2 separate regions of the Mus musculus genome follow, and region 2 is linked to region 1. A link is a loop called in an ENCODE intact Hi-C map of the cell type or tissue named here. Cell type or tissue: left cerebral cortex. All regions are shown on one strand. Links, peaks and the distances in the headings refer to the core of each region. The heading gives the core; the rest is flanking DNA.

Region 1 (10,165 bases), core at 853-8,852:
GGGATCCTGACATGAGTTTAAATAGAAGAGCAGAGGTGTGCATCCCTGAGTAATCCTGATCACGATGTGCTCCCCCTGTCATTGACCCACCATTGTCTCAGCTCCCATCTCTTCCGTAAGGTGTCAGAACCATGTGAAATCTCTTCCTGGAGACAAGTCTTCATTCATTGCTGTGTTCACCCCACTCCACCCCACCCCACCTGTCACTCCCAACCCTCTGGCTAGCACCAGGCTTCAGCCTTTTTCTTCTCCCAACATGAGACACCTATGGAAATTCCAAATTCCTAGGAGCCACTGTTTGGTGACCAAAGGGAGGGGCACGCAAGGTGTGTCTCTTCAGGACATTTTTCCTGAGCTGCCAAGATTGGTCATCAGTAAAGGAGCTTGCCACACAGGCCTGGTGACCTGAGTTCAATTCTTGGGACCCATGCAAAAGTGGAAGGAAAGAAGGGACTGCACAAAGCTGTCCTCTGACCTTCACATGAGCGCATGGCACAGCTCTCCATCATGCATGTATACACATATAAGTGTACACACACACACACACACACACACACACACACACACTGAGTGTCTTGTTACATAGCCCAGACTAGCCTTGAACTCTGGGTCCTCTCTCTCTACCTCCTGAGTACTGGAATTGCAGGCATGAGCCTACACACCTAGCTATAACTTTAATTTTTTTCAAATCCTATTTTCAATAATGGTTCTTAAATGCTTTAACCTCCTTTGTAGCCCACCGCCCACTAAAGGTAGTGGAAAAGAAAGAATACGGGGAGGTGGACCTGTTTAGAAAGGTTCTTCGGAGCAACTCACATCTGGAAAATCAGCAGTTGTCTGGAAATCAGCAGTTCAGTTCACAGGTTAGCAGGCAGCAGCAGCAGCTCCATCCACTCTCAAACACTTCACGGATACACCAGCAGTCCAGTTTGGTAGAGTCGGGATAGCAACTGCGGTGGCACAACCTAGGAGAGACAGCCAGGCTTCAACCTTGGCTCAAGTCGGCAGGAACTCCAGAAATACTCAGCTGTGCCTCTCTCAGGGAAGTGAAGATCAGCGAAGATGAGAGATCCACAAGCGTTGCACAGCTAGCTCTAAAAGCAAGCCTAGCTCAGCCTTTGTCATTCTGTGGAGTCCTGTTTATCCCCTCCAAATATCATGTGTCCTCCACATGTGTTGCCTCCAAATATCACGTATCCTCCCTGTGTCTTGCCTCAGCACCTGTATCCAGTCAGCCCGAGTCCTTGGAAATGGCAACAAACTGCAGCACACCACCAGAAAATTGTTGGTGCGTTTCTCTCTCTCTATGGAGTCCCGACAAATGCAGCTCAACTATGCAATGTAAGGCAGACTAATACATTCACGTAGCAAAGAATCTTTCATCACATGTTCTTACATGTGCTTGCTTTAGCAGAACATCCTCTCCTGTGTCTGCTCCATCAAAATGTTTCTTCACGTGTCTGCCTTAACCTTTCACATCTGTGTCCACATTAACGAAACGCTCCTTCAAGTGTTTTCCCCAGCAAAACACCATCTGACCAACTTTTCAACTTCACCTAGCTCCCACTATAACTAGAATTGACACTATCAGGGAGAGTCAGTTTCTATGTGTAACTCAGTCCAGGATCGAATCAATTCCTACTCATTGAGTGCTTTGAGTGATTACTAAGTTCAAGGGCAAATGAACTGTCTGTCCTTCCTGGTTGTGGAGGGTACATCTGTGCCTGGAATAGCTAGAGAAAGACAGTGGAGTCAGCAGAGTTTGGGTGTCATTAGCCCTGCCACTCCGGACCCCTCACTTCCCCTCTGACTTCCTCTCCCCTCTGTGCCTCGGCAGATCTGGCAGACAAGCAGCAGCTTTGCAGGGGTGTCTGCTGCCCACTCTGGTGCCGTCAGTGCACATTGCTTCAGAGTTGCTGTCTCTGGGCTTGGGCACAGAGCCAGCCGTTGTCTTTGTCATCAAATCCCAGGGCTGCCCCAGGATTCTGAGTGCTTTACAGAGTCAGCAAGCCAGCCTCGGACATGCATTTAGGAAGAATATAGAGGCTCTGAAAAGAATATTCAGAATGAGATGGTAGAGATAAAGGAAGGGCAGAGCTAAGAGAAAGGAAAGACTCTGATTCTATGTTGCTGACACCAGTAGTTACTGCGGTGCCATCGGCACTGCCTACTAGACTCTTCTGCGAAGACAGAAATGTCTTAAAACAATCATGCTGATACAGCAGCCACACCTGGCTACTGAGCATTTGAAATGTAGGTAGCTAGCGATTACATTTTTATTCTCTTGAATTTTGATTAATTCCAACTTAAATAGATACATATATCTAGTGCTTTATTAGACATATGAAAAAAAATAGTAGAGTGTGCTGTGGGGTGAGGTGGTGCAGTTCAAAGAGCATGAGAATCTGAATTCAGTCTCCAGAACCCATGTGCAAAAAAAAGCTAGGTATAGCCGTGCGTGCGCATAATCTCAGCACTGGGGAGGCAGAGATGGGTGGGTCCCTGGGGCTCCTTGGGCAGCTAGCCTGGCCTAATGAGTGAGTTCCAGCTAATCAGAGAGGCTGTCTGACATCGATACTGGCTCTCTGGGTTCAAATCTCAAGTCTCTGTGCTATTTCTGTACACAGCTCCAAGATGAGGCTGATAAGATTGACCTCATAGGAGTCATGTGCTGATAAGGAGACTGGAAGCTCAGGTGGGGGAACCATTTACCAGTGTACTCATCCATCAGAAGTAGCCACAGAGGTCTGGGAGAGGCACGGGCCTGAGGCCATGCACCTTGCCAAACACCCAAGAACTCTAGATGACCACCTGCATTGTTAAATTGTTGGATTTGCCTTAAAGTTCTGACATTCGCAAACCCCTGTACTTTAGATTATTTATGTATTATTATTAAAAATGTCCATTGTGTATATCCCTTATACATGGTATTGTTACATAAGAACATTTTTTAAAAATAGATTTCTTTATTTTTATTTACGTGTGTATGCTTGCACATATGCATATGGCTGCTCTTGGAGGCCAGAAGTCGACATCAGATCCCCACAAACTGGAGTTACGAATAACTGTGAATCACCAAACATGGGTGCTGGGAGCTGAACTCAGGTCCTCCACACGAGTAGCAAGGGCCTTGACTGCTGCGCCATCTCTCCAGCCGCAGTGACATCTTTATTTAGGTAATGGTTGCATGTTGAGTATATTCCCATAAGCCCTGCTCCCCTTCTCCCTGTCAATCCCCTTTGTTCCCCTAGGAAGTTTGGTTTCTACTGTGATATCAAATATCCATGCATGATTTTAGGCATATTAAAGCTATATAAAATCTTCTATATATAATCTATATTAAATCTAGGAACCACAAATGAAAGAATCCCATTACCTTTTCGGTTTTTACTTCAATATTTTGCTTTTATTCGGAAAAGGAGGCAAGGCAGACTTATGGATTTAATTTTGCAAGCAAGAAAACAGACCCAAAGCAGGGGAAATCAAACAAACAAAAACCCAATTGCCCCAAATTGTCCTGATGAGCTACCAGGGGACAATTCGCCCTCTGTGGGTCAAAGCCAAGGGTCACTCTATCCCAGCTTAGAGGTCTGTCTTCCGACTTCAATTCTGCTGCCTTTGGCTTTGTAGTCAGTCTAAAGAGTGTTTGTCCCTGCACTGACGCCAAGCGGTTCACAAAATCAGCCACATAACTCTGCCTTGCTACCAGAGAGCCCCATCCTCTTGGCAGCGAGCACTGCTCTGTCCTGCCGCTGCCTCCTCCTTTCGGTGGCTTAATCGTTGCTTGTTTGCCTGGAATTATTTCCACAACCCCTAGTTTTAATCTAGAACTTGGCATGTCTGTTTGCCTCCATTTTCATGCCTATAATTATTTAATTGCCTTCTTTAATTCCTGTAAACAAGAAGTCTGTCATCTGAGAGCAGCTTAGCAACAGTCCAGGCCGACAATGAAAATCCAGCTAGGAAAAGTCACTTGCTTGTGGTGCACAACAGCGCCCCCTTTTGACCAAGGCATTCTAGTTTTTTTTTTTTTTTTTTTTTTTTTTTTATTTATTTATTATATGTAAGTCTAGTTTTAAGGGACCCAAATAAACTCAACATAGTTTATTGAGGTGTAATTGGTGTTTTTTTTTGTTTTTTTGTTTTTTTGTTTTTTTGTTTTTTGAGACAGGGTTTCTCTGTATAGCCCTGGCTGTCCTGGAATTCACTTTGTAGACCAGCCTGGCCTCGAACTCAGAAATCCACCTGTCTCTGCCTCCCAAGTGCTGGGATTAAAGGCGTGCGCCACCACGCCCGGCCCTGTGTAATTGGTGGACAATTATAAATTGCACCACTAACGGAGCAATAAGGTTTGTGTGTGTGTGTGTGTGTGTGTGTGTGTGTGTGTGTGTGTGTGTAGATAAGTAAAAATAACTTTGTTGAGCTGGAGAGATGGCTCAGAGGTTAAGAACACTGACTGCTTTTCCAGAGGTCCTGAGTTCAATTCCCAGCAACCATATGGTGGCTCATGACCATCTGTAATGGGATCCAATGCCCTCTTCTGGTGTGTCTGAAGACAGCTACAGTGTAGTCATATAAATAAATAAAATCTAAACAAAAAAACAAACAAACAAAGAAACAAAAAATCCCAACCCACCAATAGCTTTGTTGTTTTTATAAAATCAATACTCTTTTTAAAAATTAAATCTCGGGCTGGTGAGATGACTCAGCAGGTAAGAGCACTGACTGCTCTTCCGAAGGTCCTGAGTTCAAATCCCAGCAACCACATGGTGGCTCACAACCACCTGTAATAAGATCTGACGCCCTATTCTGGTGCATCTGAGGACAGCTACAGTGTACTTATTTATAATAAATAAATCTTTTTAAAAAATTAAATATCTTCTTTAAAAGGGGAGGTGTTAAGGATGTAGGGTGCTTGCCTAGCAGCACAAAGCCCTAAGTTGGACCCTCAGAACTCCATAAATGTGGGCCCATAAATTGGCCATAACTATAACTCCAACACTGAGAAGGTGGATGCAGAAAGACCAGGAGTTAAGGTCATCCTTAGCTAAATAGTGAGTTTGAGGCTAGCCTAGGCTATCTGAGACCCTGTCTCAAACAACAAATAAATAAACAGGGGAAAACAATAGCTAAAAATCATGTGTGTGGGGTGTGGGTGGGGGAGCTCCTCTATCACCACTCACACTGCCACAGACAGAACTACTACAGCAAGGACTCTCATCACCAGTCAGCCATTTTGTGTAGCTGATCATTCTATGGGCTGCCTCAAGAACCACCCACCACAGTCGTCTGGCTTGAGAAATTCTATTGCAGACATCAGGGAAGTAATAAAATAATAATAATCAGATAAAAACATATGGAGCAGCTGAGCATGGTGGTGCTCACCCAGCACTCACAGAGGCAGGAGGCAGGAGGCAGGAGGCAGGAGGCAGGAGGCAGGAGGCAGGAGGCAGGAGGCAGGAGGCAGGAGGCAGGAGGCAGGAGGCAGGAGGCAGGAGGCAGGAGGCAGGAGGCAGGAGGCAGGAGGCAGGAGGCAGGAGGCAGGAGGCAGGAGGCAGGAGGCAGGAGGCAGGAGGCAGGAGGCAGGAGGCAGGAGGCAGGAAGGCAGGCAGATCTCTGAATTTGAGGCCAGCCTGGCCTACAGAGTATGTTCCAGAACAGCCAGGGCTACACAGAAAAATCTTGTCTCAAAAAAACAAAAACAAAAACAAAACCCCAACAATAACAAAACCAAAATATATGGGGGCTAGGGAGCTGGCTTAGTTGTTAAGGGTGCTCTTATGGAGAACCCAGATTCTGTGCTCAGCAGTAATGGGGAGGCTCATAACTGTCACTGACTCCAGCTCTAGAGTATCAAAGACCAGGCATGCACATGGTACACAAACATATAGACATGCAAAAATTCATATACATAAAATAAATAAATTGTAAAATGATTATCTAACAACAATTTTTTAAAAACCCATGTAACCAGGCATGCTATAATTCTAGTACTTGGGAGGCCAAGACAGGGAGATTTCTGTGTCCAGGGCCAGCCTAGGATACTTAGTGAAGAGTCCAGAACATTCTAAGCTATAGTGAGACCCTGACTCAAAAAGAAAAGCAAACAAGCAAAAGTATATGTTCATACACAAACAGAGACAGGTCTGTCTACATGAAGTGGTTCCTTCACTGCAGTTCCAGATCGTTCAGCCCTGTCCCAGACAGGACACCTGGGGGATCTCCATAATTAGTCTCTGTCAGGATCTTCAGGCAGACGCCTGTCTGAACTTTGGTTTTCTGATATTTCCCTCCCTGAAGTTTATTGCTGGGGAAATGGCAGAAATGAACCACAAAGGCATCTGGGACCTCATGGCCTGGTGTGGCAGTTTTAAGTCTTAAGGACTTTAGACCTCTCATGACTAATGTTTTCACCCAAGATTTATAGGAAGAAAATACAAATTCCCCTGAAATCCCATCACACAGAGCAGGAACTGAAATTCCAGTGAGTATTCATTAGACATCTCTGTGCAGAGTGTACCCCAGTATGTCTACTCCTTCCCATGCTTAGGACTACAATTTACAAGTGTTTCTGTAACTGCTGCATTTTGAGATTTTTTTTTAAAAGACAAGTCCTGAGTTCAAGTCCCAACAACCACATGGTGACTCACACCCATTTGTAACGAAATCTAATGCCGTCTTCTGGAGTGCCTGAAGACAGCTACAGTGTACTTAAATTAAATAAATTTTAAAAAAAGACAAGTATTCACTGTGGCCTTCAACTCACAGAGACTGTCCTGCCCCTGGTGCTATTAAACACATGTGCTACCATACTCTGCCCAAGACTTATTTTATTTTTAAATTGTGTGTGTTTGCGTGGGATGGAGCATGAACACGTGAGTGCAGGTACCTTAAGAGGCCAGAAGAGGGCATCAGACCCCCCTAGAGCTGGAGTTATCTGAAGTTGTGAGCTGCCTGCTGTGTGTGCTGGAAACTGAACTCGGATCTTCTGTGAGAACAGTGCATCCTCTCAATTATTGAGTCATCTCTTTGGTCCTGTAGCTGATATTTTCTCTCAGAATATGAGGTGGATAGGTTTCTGGGTCAGTAACTGTAGAGAACACTGAGGTTGTTTCCTCCTCCTCCTCCTCCTCATCTAGTAGCACTGGAGCTTGAACGCAGAGCTTGCATATTCTAGGCAAGCATTCTACCACTAAATCCTAATGCCGTGATTGTTCAAGGATAACAACTATTTGTATTATTTATAAACCATGATTTATTCAACCTGTCTCCTATTTTTTATTACATTCATTTATGTTAAGTAGGAGGGGAACCTGCATGTGGAGGTCAGAGGACAACTTTCAGGGGTCAGTTTTCTCCTTCTCTCATATGGGGCCTGGACACTGAACTCATATCATCAGTTTTAGCAGAAAGTACCTTTACCCACTGAGACATTTTGCAAGCCTGGCCCCTAGTTTTGAGGGTTTTTTTTGTTGTTGTTGTTGTTGTTGTTTTTGTTTTTTTTGAGGGGGAGGGGGGATTTTTAAAGAATTTATTTCATGTGTGAGGGTTTTGCCTAAATATATGCATATACACTATGTGCATGCAGCACCTACAGAGGTCAGAGAAAGGTGTTAGATCCCCTGAGATCATCACAGGTCTTTTAAAGATTTATTTATTTATTATATGTAAGTACACTGTAGCTGTCTTCAGATACTCCAGAAGAGGGAGTCAGATCTCGTTACAGATGGTGAGATGGTTGTGAGTCACCATGCTGGGATTTGAACTCCAGACCTTCGGAAGAGCAGTTGGGTGCTCTTACCCACTGAGCCATCTCACCAGCCCAGGGTGCTGGGAATTTAACACGTGTTCTTAACTGCTGAGCCATTTCTTCAGCCCCTGAATTTTTTTTTCTTCTGAAATACCATTAGTACACAGTGACAAATATCCTGTTTTTTGCTTTTGTGCGGTTTTCTCCTCAGGGTGATTTTCCAAAGGGAACTAGTTTAATATAGCAATGTGTATATTCTCTTGATTTGATATAATTCCCTATCTGCCTTCTGGAAATGCTCTGCCAATGTGTCTCTGTGAGCAGAGGATTTCTGTTCCATAGTCACAAGCTTTGCTTTTTATCAGTGTCTGGGTTTAGATGCTGCTCCTGTTGTCTACTTCAGCTTTTTGAGCAATAGAAGTGCTTCTCAGCAGACACAGCTGATTTCTTCCAGGCTTATCATCTTGTTGCGTGCAACTTAGTTCTGTTATCTGGCTTTTCTCATGTTCTCTTGGCCTATGATAAACCTTCTGTCTTTCAGCAACCTCTGTGCCTTCTTTGGCTTTATTTATTTTCTGTTGAGGTAATTTTGAAAGGATTTACCTGCCTGTAGTTCTGTGAGTGAGGTTTTGTGCCTTTTACCGTCATGTCTAGATTTGTCTCTCTCAAGCCAGAGAGATGGCTCACAGGGTCCAGGTGCTTGCTCCCAAGTCTGAGGATCCGAGTTCCATCCCTAGAACCCACAGGATGGAAGGAGAGAACCAACAATCAAAAGTTGTCCTGTGTACCCTTCTGAGTGAACACACATACACACACTCACACACTCACACACACATACACTCTCTCTCTCTCTCTCTCTCTCTCTCTCTCTCTCTCTCTCTCTTACACACACACACACACACACACACACACACACACACACACACCCCAGAGAAATAAATGTGGAAGAGAACCAGGTTGCATTCCTCTAGCAGCACAGAGCTTATTTATGCCTCTCTAACAGCAACAGTAGTTTTCATTTCCTTTGTGAGCACTGGTTTTCCATCAATCTTCTGAGGCAGGTGATCTTTTGATCCCCCTACCTTCCCTTTCCTCTAAGCCTAGGTCATTTCACTTAAGTGCTTCCTGTGTCCTTAAAGTTATTCTGGAAATAAGAATCAGCTCTGGTTGGGTCTGGGCTCAGGTGGCACTGCTTGCTCAACTGGGCCGAGCACTGTGATCACTTCTGTTTAACACCTGGAGGACAGCATTATTCCAGAGGAATGGCTTTGTCACCAGGCCAGAGTCCTCTAGTGTAGTCAGAGTTTCCCATCGGCACTGTCCTTCAGTTCCCACAGGAAGCCTTGAAAAATGCCACTTATCCCGCACGTTAGAGCTGGGAATGAGCAAACGGAGATTTTAAAGCTTGTGTGGTTTGTTTTTGTCCAGGTTGCTGGTCACTGTCATTTAGCTGATGACCAACTTCAAAACATTCGGATGATATCACGAAAACTGAGCTTCTGACAAAGAACACACTTTTCATACAATGAAGCCCCCCCCCTTTTGCTCCGTGGACGGTAGTAACATTTATGGAAAACCCACTTGAAGAAGATAGAAATCTCTTTATCTCTCCAGTCAAGAGTTTTCTGAAGGACATCACATGTATGTACTGAAGTAATAGGCATTATATTAAAAAAAAAATGAGTGTGAGCCGGGAGGTGGTGGTGCACACCTTTGGTCCCAGCACTCAGGAAGCAAAAGCAGACAGACCACTGTGAGTTTGAGGCCAGCCTGGTCTGTAGAGCAAGTTCCAGGACAGCCTGGGCTACACAAAGAAACACTGTCTTGAAAAAAAATAAAGCAAAGCAAAACAAAACACCACCACCAAAAAATGAGTGTGGTCAACTAATGATGGAAAACACTGAATTACTCATAGAAATGTCTGGAAGAGGCCAGGGAGGTGGCCTAGGAGGTAAAGGTACTTGCCCAGCAACCCTGACAACTTGAATTTGCTCCCCAGAACCACATAAAGGAAGGAATCTAGTTCACAAGGCTGCTTTCTGACCCTCACGTGTGCACACACACACATGTGCTACCGCCTCACAACACGTACACATAAGAACAATAAAAATGTTATTTAAAAAATAGGTGGGAGAGGGCCTATGATAATATGAGTTACTTGGCAAATGTCTGTGGGGCACAAAACCCTGAGCTCAATCCCTAGCATCTCATAAGGCCAGGTATAGTAGTCCATGCCTGTCATTCCGGCACCCAGGGAGAGACAGACAGACAGACAGACAGACAGACAGACAGACAGAGAAAGAGACAGAGAGAGACAGACAGACAGAGAGACAGAGAGAAAGACAGAGAGAGACAGATAGAGACAGAGAAAGAGACAGAGAGAGACAGAGAGAAAGACAGAGACAGAGAGAGAGA
Region 2 (10,165 bases), core at 1,384-9,383, 420 kb after region 1:
TTGTAATAGTTCAATTGAGGAGATTATATCTTGGCTTGGTGCCCAAAATCTCCTCCCCCACCCCTGTCCTTCGTGGGTGGGCAGTGGGTGCACACATGTGTATGGGTACGGTACATGTATGTGTACCTCTTGAGGTCAGAGGACAATCTTGACTGTCATATTTTGAGGCAAGGCCTCTCATTAGCCAACTAGGCCAGCGAGCACCAGAAATGTGGCTCTTTCTTTGTCTTCCTACCTCTGAGATGACCAGCATACACAGGTTGTTTTCTACACGGTTTCTAGGGATCGAACTCAGGTCCTTGGGTTTGCAAGGCAAGCTCTTTCCAGACTAAGCCCTGCCTTCAGCGCTCGGTATCAGAATTCTGAATTACACTCACAGACTCTTTGGGACACTTGTCGTTCTCGGAGCTCCACAGACAAGCTCCACCTTTTCAGTATGTTGTTCCCACCTCGTCCTTTGAGAGTTGTCCGTGGACTTTCCCTGAGGTCCATGTTTGGCCTCAAGGAGAGTTCAGTCTGAGTTCCTCCTGTGCTGGGGGAGGTATCTGAGTAATCCCCTCCATTCCTCCTCAGTGCAGCCACTCCTGGAACTTCCCCTCCCACTGGCCCTGCAGGTCAGACAAGCCGCTCTGTGGATGCAGTCTTCGGAGAGAGTCCTGCTAGACTTTGGCTTTCTGGCCACCAAAACCATGACAGAATAATTCTGTTTTCCAAAGTGTGTGGTAGTTTGACACAGCAGTCCTAGGAAGCAAACCCAAACAACACACAAACATTTGTGACAGTCAGCTTTTCATCACTGTGACAAAGCCCCAGGAGAAATGACTCAGATAACAACAAATTTGGGCTCATGGTTTCAGTCCATGGTTGGCTGACCCTGTCTCTAGCCTGAGGTGAAGCAGTACAATGTGACACAAGGGGACAGATTGGGGTCTACCTACCTTCCTGAAGTTGGGATCGAAGACAGAGGAAAAAAGCAAGCTAAGTGAGAACGGGTTTATCTGAGCTCCCAGCTCAAAGGTGTTGTCCTTCATGGCAGGGAAGCCATGGTGTCAGAGCGTGAGGTGGCTGGTCACAGTGCAGCTGAATTAAGGAGCAGAGGACAATGGGTGACCGTACTCGCTCACTTTCTTTTTTTCCAGCCCAGGCCCCAGCCCACAGAATGGTGCTGCTCAGAGGGAAGGTAGGTCATGTCGCCCCAGGGAACCTGATCTACAAGGTCCCTCACAAGCATGCCAACAAATAACTATCACAGACTAATCCCTGCCCTCAATGCATGGCTCCTTTTTAATTCTTTAAAAGTATGTTTGTGTTTGTACGGATGCCCAAAGAGGACAGAAAGTACTAGATCTTCTGGGGTTGGAGTTACGGGAAGTTTCTCTTTGCCCAGATTAGGTGCTGAGAACTGAACTCCAGTCGTCTGGAAGAGCAGCGTGCTCTCCTAACCTCTGAGCCATCTCTTCAGGCCCAGTTTGTTCTTCTTGAAGTAAACTATGTCTGGAGTACACATCTCAACAAGATCTGCCTTTTCCTTCTCACTGATGACACAATGTACTGTGAGTGTGCTTTTCCATTGGTTTCACAGATTTTAAACACATCGAGGAAACAATATTGCAACAAGCTGGAGTTGGCCCTCTTCCTTTTGCTACAGTTGAAGTCGTTGTGGATATGTGGATAAACATATATATGTTTGGACATGCACATACAGATCTACTTAAGGTTGTCATTTTTCCACCATGTCTGGCTTTCCACTTTCTGCTCTCAGAACTGAATGTGACCGAGTAAGTGCTTTGACTAGTGATGTATGGAAAGAGGTCAGTGGTGTCCTTCAGCACTGCAAGAATAAGTATCCCACCTGCTTTGTTCACTTCCCCCTGAAATCCAGAGGGAGTCACATTTGCCAGCTCTCTTGGTGAGCATGACAGATAGACTAAGGGGACCCATGGTTTGGTTGAGGAATCTTCCCATGTTGCTGAAGCCACAAAAATCTGAGGGGTTTTGTTACTGTAGCGCATCCCAGACAACCACATTGAATTATAATATATAATACATATCTCACATGCACGTGTTCCTGCTCTTTTTTTTAATGTATGTATTTTATATGTATGAGTGTTTTGACCATCATATATATGCAGTACCTGTGGAGGCCAGAAGAGGGCGATAGATTCTGTGGTGGTGGAGTTATGTACAGATGGTTGTGAACATGCTAGGAACTGAACCCAGGTTCTCTGCAAGAGCAGCAAGTGCATTTGACCCCTGAGCCATCTCTCCAGTCCTTTCTGTTCTTTTAAAATAAGAGAAATTTCCATCTGCCAAAGCAATTCCACTTATACATATATTTCCAATAGAAAACAGCACAGTGGTGCACCCCTGTAAACTCAGTACTCTGGAGTCAGGGGCAGGAAGATCACCACATGTTCTAGGCAAGCTTGGGCTACGTAGAGGTTTAGGCCAGCCAGGATCTCTCTAAAGCAAGAGCTCTTTCAAAAACAAAATATTATAAAATCAAGTAGAATTCAAAATTTGTCCACCCCCAAATTATCACAAAAATGCTTATATTAGTATTTCGCATAATAGTGGAGATGTGAGTTTTTCCAAACATCCATCAGTGGTGAATTAATAAAGCATGGTTTATCAATAAAATGAAATGCTATTCAACAACTTTTAAAACAAAATCGATGCCATACGCTATGACATGGGTAGACCTTAAAAACATTATGCTAGGAGATGGGTGTGTGGCTTAGCGGCAGAGCACGTGCCTAGAATGCATGTGCCTGTGGGGTTCACAGCCAGTGCTGAAGAGGAGGAAAGTCTACACTAACCGGAGGGAGGGCTGTCACACAGAAGCAGGTACTTCCACAATATGCCAGTTATAAATTCACAAAGTAAAATTGTGGGTGCTTGAGTAAAGGGGGCAGGGGGATGATAGCTCAAAGAGTGGGGCTGGAGAGATGGCTCAGCAGTTGTGAGTACTTGCTGTTTACCAGAGACCCAGGTTCAGCTGCCAGCACCCACACCAGGCCTCTCATGACAAGCCTGACAGGGGATCTGACATCCACATCTGCCTTCAACAAGCTCTGCACGTATGTGGTATGCATACAGATATATAGGCACACACATACACACATCAATAAAAGTAATTTTTTTGAAAGAATGGGATTTACTTTTCAGATGACCAAAATGTGTGTTACACTTGCCGTTAAACATATTTATGAAGAATTGAATATATCTGTTAATATAATAACCCATAAATTATATATATAACTATGGGTATGTTTATAATTGTATAGGTAATATAGAAGGTATATAACTATAATAAATAAATGTGGTTATTTGTGTTTATATTTAGTTGAGTGTATTTACAATTATACATACTTTTATTTCATTCCATTTTGGTGTTGGGGACTAACCCCAGGGCCTAGCACATGCTCTACCACTGAGCTACACCCCCAATCCTGAACTGTACCTCTGAAGGGAGCACTGTGTGGTCCATAAAGCTGCTAACAAATTAAATAACTGTGGAAAAGAAGTTTAAGTATTGTGAGTAGTTTATCATGGCCTGCTTGGTGTTGATCAGCTATATCCTATTTAGTTGGTTTTTCCTTTTTACTTTTCTGCCAGATGATGAATGTAACAGGCCATGGACAAAAAACTCCATGTTACCAGGATCATAAATCTCATGCCAGCATTAGCCAATAAGTAGGGTTGCCCGTAAGTCTGCATCCGCTAATGAAGAGGCCGGCTTCAGGTTACTGTCTACACTTTTATATACACGGAGAATAACTGCAGTTCCAGGGCTCAAAGACTTCCCCTTCCCTCTGGCTTCTGGATCAGGGATTGGCAGGTGCTGGGAGCTTCAGAGAAAGGGAAGTGTTCTGTGATCACTGTACTGCCTCCAGCTAATTAAAGAACAATGTTAGGGGACTGGAAGGGCACCAAAATGCCTTCCAGTCACAAAAGATAAGGCCTTGAAAGCTAAATGGTAAACAAGACAAGATTCTTACGGTTTCTAAAATCTAAGCTGGTTCTCTCATGGGGCTTCTAATATCTCTTGAAGTGTGTGTGTGTGTGTGTGTGTGTGTGTGTGTGTGTGTGTGTGTGTGTATGTGTGTGTGTGTGTATACAAGCTCTCTACAGAGATGAGCTCTTCACAGTCTGCCCATCAAAGCTCTGCACAGGAGGCATGCTGCCCAGGGCCCAGCTGCCCACTGTGTCAGGCTTGCTCACAGAAGCCACCAGGTGAAGGAGGGCTCAGAGAGGGCTGACATCTTAAATTCACAATTCAGATTTTCAAGAGATGCCAGGAGTCCTCTCACCTAGCCCAGGGATCCTAAGAATGGGTCCTATAGCTCACCTCCTCTTTTTTTTTTTTTTTTTTTTTTTTTTTTTTTTTTGGTTTTGTCGAGACAGGGTTTCTCTGTGTAGCCCTGGCTGTCCTGGAACTCACTTTGTAGACCAGGCTATTTCCAACTCAGAAATCCGCCTGCCTCTGCCTCCTGAGTGCTGGGATTAAAGGCATGGGCCACCACACCTGGCAGCTCACCTCCTCTTTCTGAGAGGCTGTTGGGTAGGAGTATAAAGTGTGGCCTTGCTGCCCTCCCCCAGTTGAGGAGGGGACAGCTTTGTGCAAGGCTCTAACGTGAAGTCTGGGCTCAGGATGATGACGCAGCGCTGGAGCCATGCAACCTTTGCTCACTGAGCCATCTCAGTAGCCCGAGATTCTTTTTTTTTTTTTTTTTTAATCATCTTGGTAGCTGGGCATGGTGATGCATGCCTTTAGTCCTAGCCCTCAGTAGACAGAGGCAGGTGCATCGCTGTGAGTTCCAGGCCAACCTGGTCTACAAATCGAGTTCCAGGACAGCAGGGGTTGTCCCACAGAGAAACCCTGTCTCAACAAACAAACAAAAACAAAAAATTGGTAGACAGAATTCTAAGACCTTCCAAGATTCCTGGCCCTTTGGTGTAGACACACTTTATCCCAGTTACTTGTTCAAATGAGAGTCTCGGTGGTGGTGTGGAGGGCCTTTTAAACAAAACTTAGATCCCAAGTGAGTGACGGCTTATGCCTTTAATCTCAGGGCTCGGGAGACTGCGGTGCAAGGATTGCTGGGAGTTCACGCCACCCCAGAACAGGTAGAGACGCTTTGTCCCAGAAAACAAACAAACAAGCAAGCAAACAAGCAAACAGTTGGGAATAAGTGCCATTTCTAGTTTCTGTCTGTATTCTCTTGCTTTTTAACCAGATAGAAAAGTACCCTTTCACGTGCCTTTTACCTTACTTATTAAGCAATGAAAATAAGTAGATGTTCCTTATTTAATTTATCCTAAACCTGGAGGTTCAGGATCCTGGTCAAGTATTCCTTGTTTTCTTTCCCATTTCTCCTTAAACTTTGTTGTATTTCTATTGATTTCAGAACTCTTAGTCTATTGACACAGATGTAAAATGGGATTTGCCCACCCCCAACTCAGATCTGTGCAGTAACAAAGCAGAGTAAACAGGAAAGCTCTGTGTGATGAATTTATCCAGCGGGAAAAAAAATATTTATCAAGACCTGCTGAAACATCCCTACAAGATGGACAAAAACTTAATCTCATCAAAGAAAATCAATCAAAAAAATTAAACCACAAGAGCAATGTTTCTATTTTTGAATTGTAATTGGCGAGCCAGATGACTGAATTTTCTTCTACTCCGCCTCAAGACTCAGGAATTTATTTTCTTTTTTTGGTGTTAATCAATGAAGCTTAGCTTCTAATTAATGTGGAAGTATCCAGACCCTTGAGCTCCTTGAACAAAGGTTTTGTTAAAACACTAACCTGTTTGCTTGTTTCTTTTTTGTCTCCAGTAATTGGATACATTTTAAGAGTGGTATGTGAAAGGCCAAGGCTTTCACTATCAGATATTCCCATGGAAGGGATCAAGTGAGGCACTTAGTTTGGAAAAAAAAAAAAAAAGAAAAAGGAAAAAAAAAAATCGATGAAACAGCACCTCCTAGTGGTAGAACACTAGAGTTACTGGCAGGTACAGTGGAAATTTGGCTGAGACCCTTATAAGTGTAAAATTAGAGCAAGTTAGCAGAACATCTCAGAATAATCATTGCAAACTGTGTTATTAGAGTTCCTTGAATGTTCTGAATGGCAAATCAAAGATTAATATTAACCTTCAACATATAGGAAATGAAATCTCCCTTAATACAGGTAGCAAAGTGATCTTAGCAAGCACTGCACCCCACTGCCATGGGGTCCAAGTGAGAGCAGTTGACTCCAGCTAATGGGGTAATTGTAGACACGCACAGAACCTTTAGAACCACTAATTCATTGGCATCATGACCCAGAACCTCCTGTGCCAAAGCTCCAGAAGTTAGGTAAATGGTGAGGTCATTAACTGAGTCATGGTTTCCAATTCTGTAGGCCATTGGGTTCCTGCGGCCAGCCATACAGAATGTACCCTGAATCCTACAAGTGTCTGTGTTTACTAAGGACAAGGCTATATGGCTGGGTCAATGCTATAAGAATTCTGTAGCCATTCTGCTTAGGTCCAAAGTCAACTTTGCCACTCTCTTGCTGTGTGTCCTGGGTGGTTGATTCAGTCCTTCCTACGTCATTTCTTTTCCTGGAAAACATATTTTTGAACAGAAGTCAAGGTGGTGCTTTTAGGACTAAATGCAAGAACACAGAAGTTACAAACTGGGCATGAAGCTGCACACCTAGAAGCCGAAGCAGGGGGATTAAGATGTGGAGGCCCTGGGCTGCATAGAGAGCCTTTCTCCATCCCACACCCAACTGTTGTGCCGGGAAGGGTTCACAGCAAAATGTGCCAGGAAGGGTTCATGAACACCCCTCCCCCCCAAAAAAAAAACAAACAAACAACAACAAAAAAAAAAAACCACCAAGGAACCGTCTCCGATGTAATAGCCTTAGGGTTTCTTTATTACAAGCTCAGGCTTAGGCTCTCCTCCAACCCAACTCTGACACAGCAGGACTGGAAGGGAAAGTGGGAGCAGCCCTGAACCCTCAGTAGGACACATTTTATAAGAAAATAGGAGCGAGCGAGGGGTGAGGGAGGGGGTGTCCAGTCTGGAAAGCATCTAATAGAACGGCTATAAGCTGATGGGTGGGTGATCTGAAGCAAGACTATATTTGATCACAAACAGTTTGAAAGTACATCTGAAACAATCAGACTAATCTTTGATTAACTGTTGCTAGGAAGTAGCTAGGGAGTAGTAACTCTGGCCAGGGACAAGCCGTGGGGCCTTTCTAGTACATGGGTATAGCTTGTGTTCTGCTGTAGGTCAAATTCTCAGGCTTTTTTTCCCTTTAAGATGGAGGCCGGTCCTCTCAAAACAAAAGAAAGAAAAGGAAACGACCTGAAGGGGAAATGTGTTGGTTAATCTCAACTGCCAACTTGGTGAGCTCTAGAAACACATGGGGAAGTGGGCCTGTGGGACTGTCTGTGAGGGATTATTTTGATTAGACCAACTGAGGTAAAATTACTCACTCACTGGGCAGTACCATTACCTGGGAGGGATCCTGGGCTGTATAGAAAGGAGAATGTAACCAGAGTGCAGCAACCATCCCTCTCTGAGTCCTGACTGCGGACACGTGTGACCAGCTGCCTCACTCTCCTACCTCCCTGCAGCACCCTCATGCCTACCATGAGGGACTGCTTCCTGGCACTGTGGGCCAAAAAAAAACCCTTTCTCCATTAAGATGCTCCTGTTAGGTGTTCTGTTTCTTTTGTAGCATCCACATGCCATAGTGTGCATGCCCCGGTACATATGTGACATCAGAAGACAAGAGGAGTCCACTCTCTGCTTGTGGGTCCTCAGGCTTGGCAGCAGGTTCCCTTGACACTAAGCCATCTCAGCATCCTCTTAGGAGTGTTTTATCACAGCAACAGAAAGGGAAGGAAGAAGGGGAAAAAGAAACAGGAGGAAAGGAAAAGATGCCTAGAACAGTCTTTATCCTCAGTTACGAGCCAAGATGCCTCAGCTGGGATTAACTGGTATAATGCAGATTACCAAAGAGTTGCAAACCTTGGATCATCTTTGACTCTTGGGATCGTACAAACTACCAATGGTGCTCTCTTGATTTAAGCCAAATGGCTGAGAAGCAATCAAAAGCAGTGTATGGCCATGAGAGGAGACTGCAGACGAGAACAGAACGTCTGCATTCTTACTTGGCATCCTGCTGCATTGTTTGTGTTGTAGTAAGCATGTTGTACTGAAGTCAACATAAATAAGTCAATAAAAAGTAAATACACAGAATATTGCAATGACTGCTTCTGCAATGCACTCTCATCCTTTCAGCTCATCCTCTGGAATTTCTTTTGTACATTCGCCATTCTGGGCCTCTCAGCAGAGTTGCCCCCTCCTCCCCAGGCTAACCTTTAATGAGGCTTAGGTTATGATCCAGTAGACACTGAGCTCTGCATTCCCAAAGTGCTTCTCTAAGAAGGCTTGTTGGTACTGTGGCTGGTCCACAGTATACGTACACTGATGCTCAGACAGAGAAAGATGGAAGCCATACACCAGGGAAGTAGAGCTCTGGCAAGAGATTTCCACTGGCCATAGAGTGCTGGAAGCAGCCACCGTGTATTACTATATCTAGGCAGCCTGCTGTCCGTGTACACTTAGGTTATCAGAGAAAGAATCAACCTAAGAGAGAAGCAAGCCACCAGATGCCCTGCCCAGTTTGGCGCTGTTACCCTACAAAGCCAGACCAGGGCAGAACACACTGGTCCCCACCAGCTAGAGGACTGTCTAGTTTAGTATGAGTGTAGAAATCATCCAACTGCCTGATGGTGTGTATAGTATCAGACCAATAGGTATTTGCTTATTTGTCTGTTTTCAACACAGCCTTGCAACTCTTAGACAAGTCTCTTCATGTACTCTACCAACTAAGCCACCTCCCCAGCCACCTCAGTCTCCTTTGTTAACTGGAAGTATACATTGGTAATGACAGCTGACCTTGAAGTCTTGAGCCTGCTTTTCCTTTCCCTGCCTGACAAATGTTCAGATTCCCATCTACTCAGAACCCCAAAGGGTTTATCTCACCTGTACAAGAGTCCTCTGGTCAAGGAGAGGCCAAGTTCTGCTTCCACAGTTGTTCAGGAACCAAAGAAGACAGGGGGCTCTGCCATCTTTAATGTTGGGCTGCCAATGCCCTAGGCTTTGGCATCTAGCTGATGCAACGCTAAGAGAAAGCATGTAGGTAGGGGGCTGGGTTGGGGAGTATTGTGAGCCATCCCAAGAAACAGTGCTATTAAACTCTGACATTCTGCCAAATGGAACCCAGACACATGGCCACCACCCATCTATCTGTGAGGGAGGCAAGACAACATGGGTCATCTGAGTCCCTAGAGAAAATGTGGACATAAACTTGACAAAGAGAGTTCATCCATCCTATCTACCATAAGGGATCACATATGGAAGCAAGAGAAGTTAGGACTGCAGGTGTGTAGAGACTCAGGCTTGGCTTAGTAGCTTATGGAGGGACTTCTGCCAAAAGAGGTAGATAGTGAGCTGGGCTAAAGCTGTCCCAAATGATGAGGGTGAAGCTGGTGATGGAGTGGATTTAGGGCTGAGGGGGTGGCCAGAGCCTCCTGGTAAGTTGCTTATATATTCTAAAAGTTCTTGGTGTTTGCCTTCAGAGCTTGAAGAATAGCACACCTCCTCCGCTGGCTGTGTGGTCATGTGACTAGTTCTGGCCAATGGCAAGACCAACAGCATTTCTTCCAGGAAGAGTTATTTGTTGGTGTGAGGCTTTCTAGAGGACTCTCTCCCCTTTTTCCATTGAGCAACAATGTTCCAGAGAGATTCCCCACTCCACTAGCCTGGATCCTACAAAAATGACATTCGGTACCCATGCAGCACCTTGACCTAGACACTGAGAATTTTTTAAATTAATTTATTGATTTGGGGGGACTCAAATTTCAAGATAGGGTTTCTCCCTGTAGCTCTGGTTGTCCTGGAACTGGAACCCATTCTGTAGACCAGGCTGGCCTCAAACTCAAGAGATCCTCTTGCCTCTGCTTCCTGAATGCTGGGATTATAGGTGTGTGCCACCACTGCCCAGCTAATTAATGTATTACATTTTATGTAAAGTCAATCTGTGTTGTACAGCAGGTACCCTTATCTGCTGAGACATCTCACTAGTGAAGAAACTGATT

What was found. A loop is a pair of places that touch in the nucleus more often than their neighbours do. Peaks named below come from ENCODE experiments on the same cell type or tissue, not always from the same donor. Only the 100,000 strongest peaks of a DNase experiment are listed, where the experiment ranks them.
Region 2: it touches region 1 in a loop (2.9-fold over the local background); 5 of 42 quality-filtered maps call a loop at or near these places.

Annotation. Positions count from the first base shown.
Region 1 is chr9:64,763,079-64,773,243 of GRCm38, reverse strand. It overlaps Gm36365 (a long non-coding RNA gene), which reads right to left and starts at 1,841. Exons shown (of 3, transcript XR_379558.3): 1 at 817-1,841. In left cerebral cortex, for the core only: a CTCF peak has its summit at 3,982 (motif pointing left); DNase peaks (open chromatin) are centred at 1,878 and 3,844; H3K27ac peaks cover 411 bases.
Region 2 is chr9:64,343,378-64,353,542 of GRCm38, reverse strand. No RefSeq gene overlaps it. Among named protein-coding and RNA genes, the nearest start is that of Dis3l, 7.2 kb to the right of the region's middle. In left cerebral cortex, for the core only: CTCF peaks have their summits at 2,153 (motif pointing right) and 6,004 (motif pointing left); a DNase peak (open chromatin) is centred at 5,964.